Regions from separate parts of the Homo sapiens genome. Here region 2 is linked to region 1. Evidence: read pairs that join two places in POLR2A ChIA-PET (ENCODE). Cell type or tissue: endothelial cell of umbilical vein. All regions are shown on one strand. Each heading gives the region's core, and the rest is flanking DNA. Links, peaks and the distances in the headings are about the cores only. Region 1 overlaps CDYL (chromodomain Y like). Region 2 overlaps LYRM4-AS1 (LYRM4 antisense RNA 1).

Evidence for each region. ChIA-PET counts read pairs that join two places held together with the same protein. Peaks named below come from ENCODE experiments on the same cell type or tissue, not always from the same donor. Only the 100,000 strongest peaks of a DNase experiment are listed, where the experiment ranks them.
Region 2: POLR2A ChIA-PET joins it to region 1 with 9 read pairs; 2 of 35 experiments call an interaction of 5 or more read pairs at or near these places.

Annotation. Positions count from the first base shown.
Region 1 is chr6:4,875,224-4,883,562 of GRCh38, forward strand. The region is part of intron 1 of CDYL (chromodomain Y like); the gene reads left to right. Among named protein-coding and RNA genes, the nearest start is that of CDYL, 100 kb to the left of the region's middle. In endothelial cell of umbilical vein, for the core only: no CTCF peak of the experiment used is centred there; no DNase peak of the experiment used is centred there.
Region 2 is chr6:5,009,409-5,017,747 of GRCh38, forward strand. All of the region lies in intron 1 of LYRM4-AS1 (LYRM4 antisense RNA 1), which reads left to right. LOC124901248 (a long non-coding RNA gene) reads right to left here. Exons shown (of 3, transcript XR_007059422.1): 3 at 4,930-5,123. Among named protein-coding and RNA genes, the nearest start is that of RPP40, 9.5 kb to the left of the region's middle. In endothelial cell of umbilical vein, for the core only: no CTCF peak of the experiment used is centred there; a DNase peak (open chromatin) is centred at 3,423; H3K27ac peaks cover 309 bases.

The DNA of each region.
Region 1 (8,339 bases), core at 69-8,068:
CTTGAATTTCGGTATGGTGAGAGCTGAAGAACTTTGCTCTTCTCTGATGAGATTGTTTTTGCTATTCTATTTATACATTTGCTGTATAAATGTTAAGAGTTTCATGGAAATTTGTCAGTTTCCATGAAAAAGCCTTTGGGACTTGTGATTGGGATTGTATTGTATCTGGGTATCAATTTGGGAAAAATTGACAAACAATATTTTATTTGTCAACTTATAAATATGGCATGTCGCCCAATTTATAGGTACTCTTTAATTTGTCTCAGCCATGTTTTGCCATTTTTGTTAAACTTATTTCTAATATTTTGGCTTTTTATTATATGGTAAATGGAAATTTTAAAACCTCACTTTCAGTTTACAACTACTATATAAACATACATTTGATTTAAAAAATTTGACATCATATCTGTGACTTTACTGAATTCACTTTTTCTGGTTGGTTGGTTGTGTATTTATTTTCTGAGAATTTTTAAATTGAGAATGAACACTGATTTTTTTCCTTTTTCCCTCACCTTTTTTAATTATGAAAATTTTAAACATACAACTAAGTTGAAAAGTTATTCAGTGAATGTTTATAACCCACTACAAAGAATGTCGTTTTACTATGCATCCATCCATCAGTCCATCTTATTTTTTGAAACATTTTAAAGTAAATGGAGACATACCCCTAAAAATACCTTATTCAGCAAGCATTTCATTAACTGGAATTCCAGTTTGTTCATAGTTTTTTTCTTTTTATGTAAAATTTCCTAACAATGAAATGTGCTGATCTTAAATACTGCAACCAGTTGCTTAGCTAAACAAATGCATATACCTGGGTAACCTAAAAGCTTATCAAGCTGGAAAGCTGTCAGTCACCCCAGAAAGTTCATTCATGTCCCTTCCCAGTCAGTTTCCCTCCCACCCTTGTTGTTTGTTGTTGTTGTTTATACAGTAGTTTTTGTTCTAGAATTTTCTTTTAAATGGAATCATATTACAAAGTATTTTTTGATAATTTATACCACAGTTTGGTCAGTCACCTGTTGAAAACGTGTGCTGTTTCTAGTTTGGAGCCATTAGGAACAGAGCTCCTATAAATATTTTTGTACAAGTCTTTCTGCTGACATGTGTTTTCATTCCTTTGGGGTAATTAGGTTGGGGATTGCTGGGTCACAGGGTAGGTATGTATTTAGTTTTATAAAATGCTGTCAGACCTTTTGCCAAAGTGGCTGTCCCATTTTAAAATCCTACCAACGATGTATGAATGTCCTAGTTGCTTACCTTTGATATTTTTTTCATTTTGGCCATTCTGATGGGCATGTAGTTGTAACTTATTGTGCTTCTAATTTGCATTTCCCTCATGAACGGTGTGATATTCATCACTTCAAAAAATGTTTAATTGATAAGTAAAATATTCAGCACTTTTTAATGTGCTCACTACACATTCATATACTTTAGGGAGTATATGTTCAAATCTTTGCCAACATTTTAATTATACTTGGTCTTTTCATTATTCTAGAAACTTTTTATAGGTCTTAGGGACTAGGGGCTATTGGGATGAAATGAATATATTTTGCATGTGGGAATGACATGAATTTTGTGGGAATGACGTAAATTTTGCGGGACCAGAGGTAGAATGCTGTGTTCTGAATGTTTGTGTCCTGCCAAAATTCATATCTTGACACTTGGGGATTAACGCAGTGCCATCATGGTACTGGGAGGAGGTTAGGCCATGAGGGCGCCACCATGGGATCTGTGCCCTTAATAAAGAGGCCCAAGAGAGCTTCTTTGTCCCTTCCACCACGTGAGGGCACATAAAATGTGCCATCTGTGAGGAATGGGCCCTCGCCAGACACTGAATCTGCTGGCATCTTGACCTTGGAATTCCCTGCCTCCAGAATTGTGAGCAGTAAATTTCTATTGTTTATGAATTACCCAGTCTGAGGTATTTTGTTATAGTGGTCCAAATAGACCAAGACAGAAGTTGGTACTGAGAGTGGGTGTTTCATAGATATTATCTCCCCATCTATGGCTTGTTTGTACATCTTTCAACATTTTTTTTCTTATTTATTCTGTCCTCACAATCTGTCCCCGTCAACATTGTTTTTGATGAGAAGTTTAAAATTTTTTTAATGAAATCTTTTTTTAAATCAATTTTCTTTCTTTCCTGGTTATTGCTTTTTTGTGACCTGAGGAACTTTTGCCTTCCCCAAAGTCACAAGGATGACGTTGGTTTGCTCTAAAAACGTCATCGCTTTAGCTTTTATACTTAGGCCTGTAATGCATCTTGAATGAACTTCTGTGTATATCGTAGTTTGTGGTTCACTTGGTAACATATGGATATCCAGTATCCCAGCTACATTTTTCCAAAAAACTTGACCAAATAGATTTCTTGGGGATCTTTGTAATCAAAAATCAGTTGTGTAATTTAGAATCATAAATGAAAATCTATTTCTGGTGCTCTCTTGTTTCATTGATGTCTTTGTAGATACTTACACAGGTACTGCTTTTCCTTGAAATCTGTTGCTTTATGATGTTATATCTTGAAATAGGTTGTAGGAGCCCTACTTAGTACTTCTTTTTCAAGATTGCTTTGGATTGCCTTTCAAGTTTGTTGCCTTTCCTTGTAAATGTTAAAATCATCTTGTTGGTTTCCACATAAAAGCTTGCCAGGATTATTTTTGGGAATGTGTTGTATCTATAGATGCATTTGGGGGAAATTTTATATTAATATTTGCTCTTTTAATTTGTAAACATGGACTGTCTTTACATTCATTTAGGCTTGTAATTTCTCAGCAGTATTTTATTGCATCTATTGAAATATGGCTTTTCTCTTCTATTCTCATAGTATGGTGGATTATATTGATTTTGTAAACCTTGCATTTCTGAGATATGCCACATTTAATCATGACATTTTAATTGGTTATATCTTTGATGTCAGATTGTTAATACTTTAATATGGATTTTTACATCTGTATTCTTGAGGGATATTGGTCCATAATTTACTGTTTTTATCTACCTCTTTTTTTAAGATTATGTTGGCTTCATAAAGCAAAGTAGGAAATAGTCTCTCATTTTCTGAAATGATTTCTATAAAATTGGTATTTTTTTTCCTCAAATGTTTGATAGAATTCACCAGCAAAGCCATCTGGGGTTTGATGTGTGTGTGTGTAGAGGTTTGGGAGAAATTTGTGTGTGTGTAACATTTTAATATATTATAAATTAATATGTTAATGTATATTATATACAATTTTATATGTGTAAAATAGCCATATATGTATATATTCATACTTCTGTTTCATCTTGGTGTCAGTTTTGGCAAGTTGTATTTATCAAGGAACATGTCTACTTTTACGATGATGAATTTATTGGTATAATGTTTTTCATAATATTTTGTTATTTTAATGTCTGTAGGATCTGTAGTGTTATTCTCTTATATTTCGATATTGGTAGTGTGTGTTTTATTTCCAGACTGTTTTGACTTAGGGCTATATCAATTTAAATAATATTCCAAAGAAGCATCTTTTGGCTTTTTAATTGTTATTTGTATTGCTGTTCTAATTTATTTCTGTTCCTAATTATTTCCTTATTTCTACTAGTTTGGGTGCAGTTTATTTTTCTGTTTTTTTCAAGTAGAAATTTAGATAATTATTTTTTTCTAAGGTGAACATTTAAAGGCACCATTTCCCTGTGAACATTGCTTTAGCTGGATCCCACAGTATTTTCTAACATTTTTTGTGTGATTTCTTCTTTGACTCATGGTTTATTTAGAAAAATTTACTAATTGCTTATTTATTTCTAGATATGATATTGTTATTGGTGTCTAACTCCCCTGCAGTCAGAGAACATAACCTGTAAGATATTCCATTCACTCTTTTAAAATTTTTATTGAGACTTATTTTATGGCTTACCAAGTGGTCTATCATTGTGAATATTTCAAGTGATTTAAAGATACATTCGACAGTTGGATATAACATTTTGTAAATATCACTTAGTTTAATGTGATTAAGAGTGCTGTTGAAGTCTTTAGTGAATTATATATCTATCAGTTACTAAAAGAGGGATGTTAAAATTTTCAACTGAGTTTGTGGATTACTTTCTCCCTTAAGTTCTGTCAGTTTTCTTTCATATATTTTGAAGCTGTTGTATTAAGTGAATACACGTTTAGGGTTGTTATAGCATCTTAATAAATTGACCTTATAATAAAGAAATGTCCCTATTTATGTCTTGTAATGCTTTCTTGAAGTTTACTTCGGTAAACACCAGCATTAAGAAAAAATAAATTTAGTTTCATGAGAGTCTCCTGATATCTAAGAGTAGTTATAATATTTCCATTTCTTTTTTGTGGGGTTTTTTTTTTTTTTTTTTTTTTTGAGACAGAGTTTCGCTCTTGTTGCCCAGGCTGGAGTGCAGTGGCACAATCTTGGCTCATTGCAACCTCTGCCTCCCGGGTTCAAGCAATTCCCCTGCCTCAGCCTCCCAGGTAGCTGGGATTACAGGAGCCCACCATCATGCCCAGCTAATTTTTTGTATTTTTAGTAGAGGTGGGGTTTCACCATGTTGGCCAGGCTAGTCTTGGACTCCTGACCTCAGATGATCTGCCCGCCTCGGCCTCCGAAAGTACTGGGATTACAGGCATGAGCCACTGCACCTGGCCTTGTGGTTTTAATAGACTATTTTTTTAAAGAGTAGTTTCAAATTCTCAGCAAAATTGGGCTGAAAAAATAGAGATTTCCCTATACCCTCTCGCACGCCCCTACACACATACAGCCTCCCTCATTATCAGCATTCCCCACCAGAGTGATACAGCTGTTACACTTGATGCATCTACATTGACACGTCATCACCCCAAGTCCTTAGTTTACATCAGGGTTCACTCTTGGTGTTATGCATTCTATGGGTTAGACAAATGTATAACAACATGGATCTAGTATCATGCAGAGTAGTCTCACTGCCCTAGAAATCCTTTGTGCTCTGCCTTTATGTTTCCTCCTACCCTCTCTTAGCAACCAGTGAGCTTTGTACTGTCTCCACAGTTTTGCCTTTTACAATATGTTGTATAGTTTAAGTCATATAGTATGTAGCCTTTTCAGATGGGCGTCTTTTACCTAGCAATAATATGTTTAAGGTTCCTCTGTGTCCTTTTGTGGCTTGATAGTTCATTTCTTTTTGGTGCAGAATAGTATTTTATTGTCTGGGTGTACCACAATATACTTACCTATCCATTTACCTACTGAACGACATTTTGATGGCTTCACAAGTTTTGGCTATTATGAGTAATGCTACTATATAAATATTTGTTTGGAAAGTTTTTATAAGTTTTCATTCATCTTTCTTGGGTAAATACTAGGGATCGTGATTGCTGAATCATATGGTAAGAGTATGTTTCAGTTTGTAAGAAACTGCCAAACTGTTGTCCGAAGTGGCTGTGCCATTTGCTTTCCATCCAACAGGGAGTGGGCCTTTCTATTGCTCCACATCCTCACCAGCATTTGCTGTCATGTTCTGGATTTTGGACATTCCAATAGATGTGTAGTGGTATCTCAGTGTTGTATTAATTGCATTTCCCTAGTGACATATTCTGTGGCACATCTTTTCATGTTTATTTGCCATCAGTATGTCATCTTTGGGGAGATGTCTTTTGCCCATTTTTAAATCAGTTTCACTTGTTAAGTTTTAAGATACCTTTGTTTTGGATAACAGCCGTTTGTCAGATAAGTCCTTTGCAAATATTTTCTTGCAGTTTGTGGTTTGTCTTCTCATTCTCTTGAAACACCATCTTTTAAATTATTATTTACATAGCATTTTCTTTTACCATTCTTTTATTTCTGACTTATCTGTGTCTTTATGTGGCATCATTTGTAGATAGCATGTACTTGGGTTCTGTGTGTGTGTGTTTTTAATCCATTTTGATGATTTCTGCCCTTTAAGTGGAGCACTCAGTCCACTTACATTTAGTATAATTGTTGATAGGGTTTGATTTGGGTCTAGTGTTTTATTTTTTTCTAGTTCTCTTTTTTTGGTTTTTGTTCCTCTGTTCCTCTTTTCCACTTTCTTTGGCTAATAATATTATTGAAATTTGACATTTCGTTATAATTCTCTAATGGCTTTTAGTTATACTTGTTGATATTATTATGGTTTCTGTTTTTGCCTTTTTTTTAGTGATCGTTGTAGAGTAGTGCTTCTGAGTAATCACTCAGGCTCAGCATCGAATGGGAACTTGTTTGAAACATGAATTACCAGGCTGCATCCCGGGCCTCAGAAATTCTGTGGGAGAGACCTGGCATTTCATGGTTTAAATAAAGGTATCAGATGCTTCTGAAATGCATGATAAAAATCTGTTGTACCACCTTATGTAAAGCAGAAGAATCTTGTAACAGTATAATTCAATTGAGTTTTCTTATTTGTGCTATTGTTATATATTTTCTGTCTACATATGATAAACCCCACAATAGTGTTTTTGGGATTTTGCATTAAACATTATTACACTGTCTTACAAAATTAAGAGAAACAAAAAATGAGTATTTATATTTATTCACAATTTCTGGTTCTCATTCTTCCTGTATATCTGAGGTTCCATCGGTACCATTTTGCTTCAGCCCAAATAATTTTCATTAGTGTTTCTCATGACAGAAATTGTTGGGAGACAATTCTCCATAGGTCTTCTGCATTTCTGCACCTTTTGCAAGCAGTGCACTGGCTGTGTTTCTTCTAGACTACTTTTTCAAGGACATTCATAGAGAAGACAAAAGTCATTTCTCCTGCCAGAGGCTGGAGCAGGCATGCTCACTATCCATCATAAAAGTTTGCCTTTTTAAGCTCAGGGTTCTGCTCCTGTGACATCGTCCATTGCACGCAGAGGTGTCATCCTCTGGGGACTGAGGCACAGCACACCGGAGCAGGAACATGTTGGTACCCTGGGTACTGCGCTTGCTCCCAGTTCACATTGATCCATGACTCAAGAGTCTCTTGTCGTCTGTGAGCGTTCTTGAAATTGTGGCAAGCTCACTTGTTAGCTTCTGTCCTCCTTGTGGTTTTTCTCAAAGAGGAGGATGGGAGTCTCATGGGTCAATGGGTGAGATTTTAGGAAAATCCATGGGATTTGTAGCTGACATGTTGACCAAATTGTTATCCTAGTGATAAATGGTCCTTCACTTTGCTGCCTGCTAATGAGGGGAAATTGGGGAGATAGTTTTAAACACAGCTGCCCAAACAATGCCCTGGTTATTGCTAATTCTTCTCTGGGTGGGAGGATGTCTTCACCCTTTGGTGGGCAGATGGTTCTGACCCTTTTCAAACAGTTAAAGGAGAGAAATTGATAACCACCAGGGGTGGAAAGCAGGCAAATTGTTTCATCTGAATGTTGGCTGGTTCTTTTGGGAGAAGAAGGGGTGGGACTTGTTAAGGCAGAAGGCTAACAGCTAGGTTGCCACATGGTTGGCTCTTCCAGCACTGGTCCTGCCAACCTCAGATGCACTGGTAGATGACAGTAAAAGGCTTAATTATTTTTGTAGTGGACCCTGGCAGCTTTAGGGATGTGCAGCCCTGTCGAAGATTACCCTGACATAGACAAACACCTGTGGGAAAATATTAGTGTCTAATAAGATCATCAACTAGTATTCCAGCTCTTACTGCCCCAGATGAGGTTTCCAATGCTAATGATGATGACCCACTGGAGAGTGAGAAATTTAACCCAAACAAGTTGACGTACATTCTTGCCGTCCACTCCACTGCTCTGGGAAATTCTCCCCTGGCCCTTCCATTAAAGCCACGTGATAACCCATGAGATGTTACCATGACTGTGGGGCCCGCATTGGTCAAAATGGAGGACATAATCAATCTGTGTAAGCGACCTAAAATTGCCTTGTCCCTCTTGCATCTGGCCCTTGCTTACAGAAGGGCTGGGTATGAGTAGGGTATCATTGGTAAACAGGTGAAAATAGCTCCCGAAATAGGAAACATACAATTTTGTCCTGGTGGAAGGAGAGCAACAATGCTAGTACCTAGGGAAGTGGGGAGTGCATTACACCTTGGGAAATTCTGGGACAGGGAACATTAATGATCCTTGTCATTCAGAACCACCCCTAGAGCCTTCCTCAGGGATGAAAAAGCCCTGGTGTGGTTCTCCCAGATTTTTGCAAGGGACTGAAGTGAAGCTTTCAGATCTGCCATTCCTCCTTGCCAGACCACTCTGGTGACGATTTGGTGCATTCCTTTGACCCATGCGGAGAATTCTATCAGAAGCAGCAGGGGATGGTGCCAGCGCCTGCACCTGCCACACAGAACACCTGCTAGCACCTCTGGCTGTCTGCCCACCCATACTCATGGCCATGGCACAGATGAGTGCCACCTGACTGGTG
Region 2 (8,339 bases), core at 125-8,124, 130 kb after region 1:
AATCAGGCACTGCTATAAGCATTTTATATTCATTATCTCACATGAATCCTTTGTGAGGTAGATTTCAGTATCTTCAATTTAGAGTATTGTTGGTTCGTAAACAATACATAGAATTGAATAAAACACAGAAGGCTCTTAAAAACAGTGTTGACTGAAAAATGCATTTTGCAAGTGTAACGGATACATTTATAGAAAAGTTTAAAAACTTACAAAGTTAAACTGTATTGTTTAGACATATGTACATATATAGTAAAACTGTAATGATAGTCAAAGGAATTTTTTTTTTTTGAGGTAGTGTCTCACTCTGTCACCCAGGCTGGAGTGCAGTGGTGCAGTCTCAGCTCACTGCAGCCTCCACCTTCTGCGCTCAAGCGATCCTCCACCTCAGCGTCTCCACCCCTAGTAGCTGGGACTACAGTTGTGGGCCACCAACCTGGCCAGGAATAATTTTTAAACTTTAGATGAATGGTTCTCCTAGATGGGGAGGCAAAGGGTTATATTTGGGAGAGGCCATGCAGAAGGCTTCGTGGGTGGTGGTGAAATTGTATTTATTAGGCAGATGATAGGTGCAGAGTATTTATTTTATTTTTCTTTATATCATATATGTATACATATACAATTTTGTGTATATAAAATAGTTCATAATTTAAAAAATTTTTTGAACAGCTGTCTTGAGATATAGTTAACAGACCTTACATTTTGCTTATTTAGACTGTACAATTCAGTGGTTTTTAATATATTCACGGATATGTGCAGCCAACACCACAGTCAGTTTTATAACTTTTTTTTTTTTGAGACAGAGTATCATTCTGTCACCCAGGCTAGAGTGCAGTCTTGGCTCACTGCAGCCTTGAACTCCTGGGCTCAAGCAATCCTGCCTCAGCCTCCTGAGTAGCTGGGACTACAGGTACGCCCCACTCTGCCCAGCTAATTTTTTTTTTTTTTTTTTTTTTTTGTAGAGATGGGGTTTCGCCATGTTGCTCACGCTGGTCTCGAGCTCCTGAGCTCAAGGGACCACCCGCCTCGGCCCCGTGAAGTGCTGGGATTACAGGCGTGAGCCACAACGCGTAAACCCCGTATCCTTTAGCTGTCACCCTCCTATCCCTTCCTCCAGCCCTAAGCAACCACTAATATACTTTCTGTAAATTTGTCTTTTCTGGACATTTCATATAAAAGGAATCATATACTATGTGGACTTTTGTGACTGCCTTCTTTCACATAGCAAAATATCTTCAAGGTTCATTCAAGTTGCAGCATTGTGTCAGTACTTTATTCCTTTTATTACCATCATAATTGTTTTAAAAAATTTTTTATCTTGAATACTGGTGCTTGAGGAAAATAGTTTAATTAGAAGGAATTTTTTTTTTCGAGATGGCATCTTACTCTGTCACCCAGGCTGGAGTGCAATGGTATGGTCTCAGCTCACTGCAACCTCTGCCTCCCGGGTTCAAGCGATTCTCCCACCTCAGCCTCCTGAGTAGCTGAGACTGCAGGTGCATGCCACCACACCCGGCTGATTTTTGTGTTTTTAATAAAGACGGGGTTTCACTGTGTTGGCCAGGCTGGTCTCAAACTCTTGACCTCATGATCTGCCCGTCTCGGCCTCCCAAAGTGCTGGGATTATAGGCGTGAGCCAGAAGGAAATGAGAAAGAAAAGTTTTTTTGGAGATCCTAAAGGACTTTCAATTACTTCTAACATCTCTAGAGGTGGATGACGCTGGTTTTTGTTCCAGAATGTGACCTTGTTTTTTTGTTTTTTTTGTTTTTTTTTTGAGACAGAGTCTGACTCTGTTGGCCAGGCTGGAGTGCAGTGGCGCGATCTCAGCAACTTTTTTCAAAACTGGGAGTGCTATGCCATGGAGTGGATTTTTGGTTCCCAGTGAATGAGACAGGGAGTGGAAGAAGAGTTATTCTACTGAGGGAAGGGAACACACATATTGAAAAGAGACACAGCAGGAGGAAGGAGGAAGGGAGGGGAGCTGCTTGGAGCAGAATAAGCAGAGCTGTGGGCAAGGAAAGGCCGGTACTGGCCAGTGCAGGCACTGAGCGGAAGGATGAAAGGGATGTGGGAAGAACATCACGCCATAAATCCCCAAATTCCAGCACCTGGAGACGTGGGCCCCAGGAGCCTGGATATCCCCTCACAGGCGGGAGCTGGGGCTGGCGGGGCTCAGGCTCAAGCAGGGAGTCTGGACACGGGGGGCATGGATGTGCACACGGAAGGCCACAGCACTAGGTGCGGAACTTTAGGGAGAACCAGAGATACAGGGTCGCCCCGTCCCTGCCTTCCGGGGACCTTCCATCTCATAGGTGCATTTGTTATCTCTTTTCCATCTCTCCACAGTTCCTAGTTCCTGGAAGGGTATTCTGCATAGAATGCGAACACTGCAATTATTGACTAATAAGTGAAGAAATGAAGCATTTTACATTCAGAGTTTTGTTTTGTTTTGTTTTGTTTTTACCAAAAAGTGCAGTTTTTGAATGGATCTAGAGTTTCTGTTTTTCAAGATGAAAAAGCTCTGGAGATTGGTTGTACAACTATGTGAACACCCTTGACACTGATGAACTGTACACTTAAAAATAGTTAAGATGGAGGCCGGGTCTGGTGGCTCACACCTGTAATCCCAGCACTTTGCAAGGCTGAAGGGTGGATTGCTAGAGCTCAGGAGTTCAAGACCAGCCTGAGCAACATGGCAAAAACCCGTCTCTACAAAAAATACAAAAATTAGCCGGGCATGGGTTGCACGCACCTGTGATCCCAGCTACTTGGGAGGCTGAGGTAGGAGGATCACTGGAGCCTGGGAAGTCAAGGCTCCAGCGATCCTCACACCTCAGCCTCCCAAGTGAGGGAAGTCAAGTGAGTCGTGATTGTGCCTCTGCACTCCAGCCTAGGTGACAGGGAGACCCTGTCTCAAAAAAAAAATTGTTAAGATGGTAAATTTTATGTGTAGTTTACCACAATTAAAAATAAAAAAACAATGTTCTATCTCACATATAAAACTCTGCATCTTTGTCTTTTTAAAAGGTAACAATACAGACAAAATAGGAAACGAAAATCTAATTTTCCAGTATTAATGTTCACACTGAAGTCAATGGGAGGTATTCTATTTTTGGGTTTTTTTCCTCCCTAGAAAGTAAGTACATACTTAGTAACTTTAGATGTTTGAAAAACGGGAGGGGTTGAGAAAAAGAAATACATAATAAGTGACGCACACTGTAAAATTTTCTTGCATTTGATTAACACATACATAGACTTTTGGATCTGAGTTTTTTTCAGGGACACATTTGTTTACAATTAAAATGTGGATTTTATCTCTTTTATTCATCTTGAATTCAGTCATGTTCCTGAGCAGTCATCAAAGCATTCTTACATCCAGCCTGGGCTTCTCTCCCTGAAAATGTTGTTTATTGGAAAAGAAAAAGGAAGTTGCCTTGAGTCAGCTAACCTTGGCCATTGCACTGCTTTCACTAGAGCTGTTTTTATTTAATGTGTCTATAAAGCTTTGCTCCGTTCGTAATATTTTAGCCTCTGTCTCCCTGAATTCATCAAACCAGTCCCATTTTAATCCCAGTTACAAGTAGAGGGGCACCCTCTCAGTCTAATACCTGGTGTGGATGACAAGTCTTGGGAACTTGCTGGAATTGTTGGGAGATATGTCACTGTTTAGTAATGTACATGCTTGTGAATATTAGGTGCAGTGAGAATTCAGGTTCAATTCATCATGTTCTTTGTCCCAGTTGTGTCCTGCAATTAGTGTTTCTTTTTTTTTTGAGACAAGGTCTCACTCTGTCGCCCAGGCTGGAGTGCAGTGGCACGATCACAGCTCACTGCAACCTTAACTCCCAGGCTCAGGTGATTCTCTCACCTCAGCCTCTCAAGTACATGGGACTACAAGCACACACCACTATACCCAGCTAATTTTTGTATTTTTTGTAGAGATGAGGTTTCACCATGTTGCCCAGGCTGGTCTTGAACTCCTGGGCTCAAGCAGTCCACCCACTTCAGCCTCCCAGAGTGCCGGGATTACAGGTGTGAGTCACTGCACTGGGCCACAATTAGTATTTGTGATGTTAGAAACTAAAAGTGCTGGTAAGCCTTGGAAAGAAAAATCCTGTGGTCTCTGAGAGCTTCAAATTTAATCTTGGCCTCATTACCTAATCACATCAGAAGAAGAGAATCTGTGAAAAATGGAAGTGATCAAAGGACGATGGGTTCCCAGGAGAAGGGAATCTCATGGCTTCCAATCTATTCACAGCTTTGACCTGCAGACTTTAGATATGGGAGGAATAGACTAAAAACAAACTTTGTCATTGTTGTTATTGCCTTGGAGACGGGGTCTCACTCTATCACTCAGGCTGGGGTGCAGTCTCAGTTCACTGCAACCTCTGCTCCCCAGGTTCAAGTGATCCTTCAACATCAGCCTCCTGAGTAGCTGGGACTACAGGTGTGTGCCACCACACCTGGCTAATTTTTGTACTTTTTGTAGAGACTGGGTCTCGCTATGTTTCCCAGGCTGGTCTTGAACTCCTGGACTCAAGTGATCATCCACCTTGGCCTCCCAAAGTGCTGGGATTACAGGCATGAGCCACTGCATCTGGAAAAGCAAATTTCTTATTTTGCAATTTGGCCTTGGGGCCTGAGTGGCCAAGCTATGATTGTCTGTTTCCTCTTTGGAGTGGGGAAATGTGTGAGCTGAAGCACCAGTCACATACACACATGTCTATATGCATTTCTGTACAACCCAAGAGATCCAACTTTAGTAAGAGGGAAAGGAAATCAGAACATAGAGGGGGCCTGCTGTTTACCAGTAACTTGTAATCAACATGTCATTGAGTCCCATCTGCAATGGGTGTGTGTATGAGTTAGCTATTGCTACATAACAAACCATCCCAGAACTTAATTAGCTCATAATTGAGCTGGTTAGCAATTTAGGCTGGGCTCAGCTGGGCCATTCTTCTGGTCTCAACTCAGCTCTATGTGTGTGGTGTGTGTATGTGTGTATGTTTAGCTCTGCTTCTGGGGGTGAGCTGGCTGTCAACTGGGGTACCTTGGTTCTCCTGCTTATGGTATCTCTTCCTCCAGCAGGCTAACATGGGCTTGTTTTCATGGAGATGGCGGGGTTCTGAAAGAAAAAACAGAAGCATTCAAGATCTTTGAGCCTAACCCTGAAACTGGCACACTGTCATACTCTCTGCATTCTGTTGGCCAGAGTAAATAAGGCAACCCAGATACAAGACTGGGGGAAACAAATTCTGTCTGTTTATGGGAGCAGCTATAAAATCTCATTGCAAAGGGCATAGATAGGGAAGTATGAAGAATTGCTATTATTTTTTCAATCAGTATCATTATGCCTTTTCTTGCAGGTGAGATTTACCTAATAGTTCCAGATCAAATTCAAAACCTTGAAGTTACTAAGTGACTAGACTGTGACTCAGTAGTATCAACTATACTTGACTCCAAAGCCCAGACACCTGTATAGACCATAGTACTCATGCATCTCCCCTAGGCCTTCAAGATTCTGGAGAGTGACACTTCCGTAAATGCCCATCTAGGGCTCTTCACTTATACCCATTGGGTATAATTCCCTCCAGAGAAAGCTGAACTGTCTTGGAAGAACTTAAAATAACTTAGGGAAACAGCTGAGGGCTGAGTTTAGGAATCAAGGCTCCAGCAATATATTTTTTATTTCTAATTATAGGGGAAATTTGAAAACATATATAATGCACTCCATATGTTTGCAAATTCTTTTCATCCATTTTTGGTATTTGTAGGCTATTTATGATTTTCAAAGCAAGCTAAATCAAACTGTGCCTGAAACAACCTCTTACTCTGAAAAGCAAGCAACATAAAGATAGATCTGCTGAGAAGACATTTCCACCTGCTGCAGTTTAGCCAAACAGCTGACTGTGTATTGAAGCAGTCCTTTGATTTTAACAGGGCAAAGCTGTATCCAAGACCCCAAACTGAGGAACTGCCATGGGGCACACATGAAAATCACACACAGCTAATGTATCTCTCACCCTGAACCAGTGATCCATATCCATGGCTGCACATTAAAATCACCTGGGGAGCTTTTAAAATTCCCAAAACCCAAACTACAACAGACCTGTTAAATTGGATTCCCTGGAGTGGGACCCAGGCAGCAGTGTTGTTTAAAGCTCTCCATGTGATTATATTGTGTGGTCAAGGCTGCAAACCCACTGCTTTAAACCAGTATCTTTTGATGACCTAGTTGCAAATAATTTCTCAAATAAATGTAAAATGTTTGCTGCTGAATTGTAGGCTTTCCGTCTTATTTGTGGTACCTACTTACTATCTTTGCACAAACCGATCTCTACTGCTTGTTTTATTCCTGGATCAACCCCATTCCATGGGTTTTGAGGGCATTTTATGTGCAGGACAGTGTGCTAGGTGCCATGGCCTTGGTGAGCATCATTGTTGGGGGAGGACTTTGCTGGGGAAAAAAAAAATGTATTATAAAAACTCAAAACCATGCCATTTAGCGAACTGAGGCAAAAATGCAAATATCTGGGTGGTCGCCTGAGAGAACATGAATAGATATCTTGGAATTTTAAAATCCATGTGATGACACCATAAGTGAATGTATTCCACTTTTTAAAAAATGCTGCTGTTATTCTCAGATACTGAGTTAGGATTTTTGTGTCAGCATGACGCTGCCTGGCCTCATCACTTGGGTTTGGAAGTGCTCTCTTCAATTTTTTAAAAGAGTTTGAAGAAGATCGGTGTTCTCCATTAAAGGTTTGGTAGAATTCACCAGTGAAGCCAACGGGTTCAGGGCTGTTTGTTTTTGGTCAGGAGGTTTTTGATTACCGATTCAGTCCCCTTAATGATGGATCTATTCAGATTTTGTATTTCTTTGCAATTCAGTATTTTGTGTCTCTAGGAATTTGCCCATTTTATCTAGGTTGTCCAGTTTGTTGGCATATAGTTGTTGACAGTGCACCCTTATAATCCTTTTTATTTCTCTAGAATTGATAGTCATGTCCCCACTTTAATTTTGATTTTAGTAACTTGTTTCTTCTGTCCTTTTTTCTTAGTCAAACTAAAGGTTTGTCAATTTTGTTAATCTTCTTGAAGAACTGACTCTTGGGTTTGTTGATTTTCTTGTGTTTTTCTATTCTCCATTATTTATCTCTGCTCTAATCTTTACTATTTCCTCCTTCTAACTTTGGATGTAGTTCTTTTTCTCATTTCTTAAGTTGTAAAGTTTGGTTGTTGATTTGAAATCTTTCTTCCTTTTTAATGTAATACAGCTATAAATTTCCCGCTTAGGATTGCTTTCAAAGTGTCTCATAAGTTTTAGTATGCTGTCTTCATTTTCACTGGTCTCTAGTACTTTCTAATTTCCCTTGATTTCTTCTTTGACCTGTGGTTGTTTATGAATGTATTGCTTAATTTTTTTAGTTTTCCTTCTATTATTGATTTCTAACTTCATCCTGTTGTGGTCAGGGAATATACTATGTATGACATCTATTATTTTTTTCCCCAACACAGGGTCTCACTCTGTCACCCAGGCTGGAGTGCAGTGGCCCAACCTTGGCTCAACACAACCTCCACCTCCTGGGTTCAAGCAATTCTTCTTCTTGCCTCAGCCTCCCAAGTAGCTGGAATTATGGGTGGCCATCACCATGCCCAGCTAATTTTAGTAGAGACAGAGTTTCACCATGTTGGCCAGGCTGGTCTCGAACTCCTGACCTCAGGTGATCCACCTGCCTTGGCCTCCCAAAGTGCTGGGATTACAGGCATGAGCCACCACGCCCAGCCTCAGTTTTCATTTATAGTTTTGCCCCTAGTCTTTGGAGTAGATTCCTCCCTTCCATGAGCCAGAGAACTCACTAAGTCCATTGCACTATGAACTCACAGAGAATTCACTGCGCATATTCCACAGTGAACTCACAAAGAACTCACTGTGTCCATTGCACTGTAAACTCACAGAGAACTCACTATGTCCATTGCACTTTGAACTTGCAGAGAACTCACTATGTACATTGCACTGTGAACTCATGGAGAACTCACTATGCCCACTGCAGTATCTAAATGTAAAGGTTGCAGCTATGGGTCAAAAAACCAGCTCCTAGAATCTTTAATTTTTTGAAGGATTTTTCATGTCTCTATCTCCTTCAGTTCTGCTCTAACCTTAGTTATTTCTTGTCTTCTGCTAGCTTTTGAATTTGTTTGCTGTTACTTCTCTAGTTCTTTTAATTGTGATGTTAGGGTGTCGATTTTAGATCTTTCCTGCTTTCTCTTGTGGGCATTTAGTGCTATAAATTACTCTCTACACACTGCTTTAAATGTGTCCCAGAGATTCTGGTACATT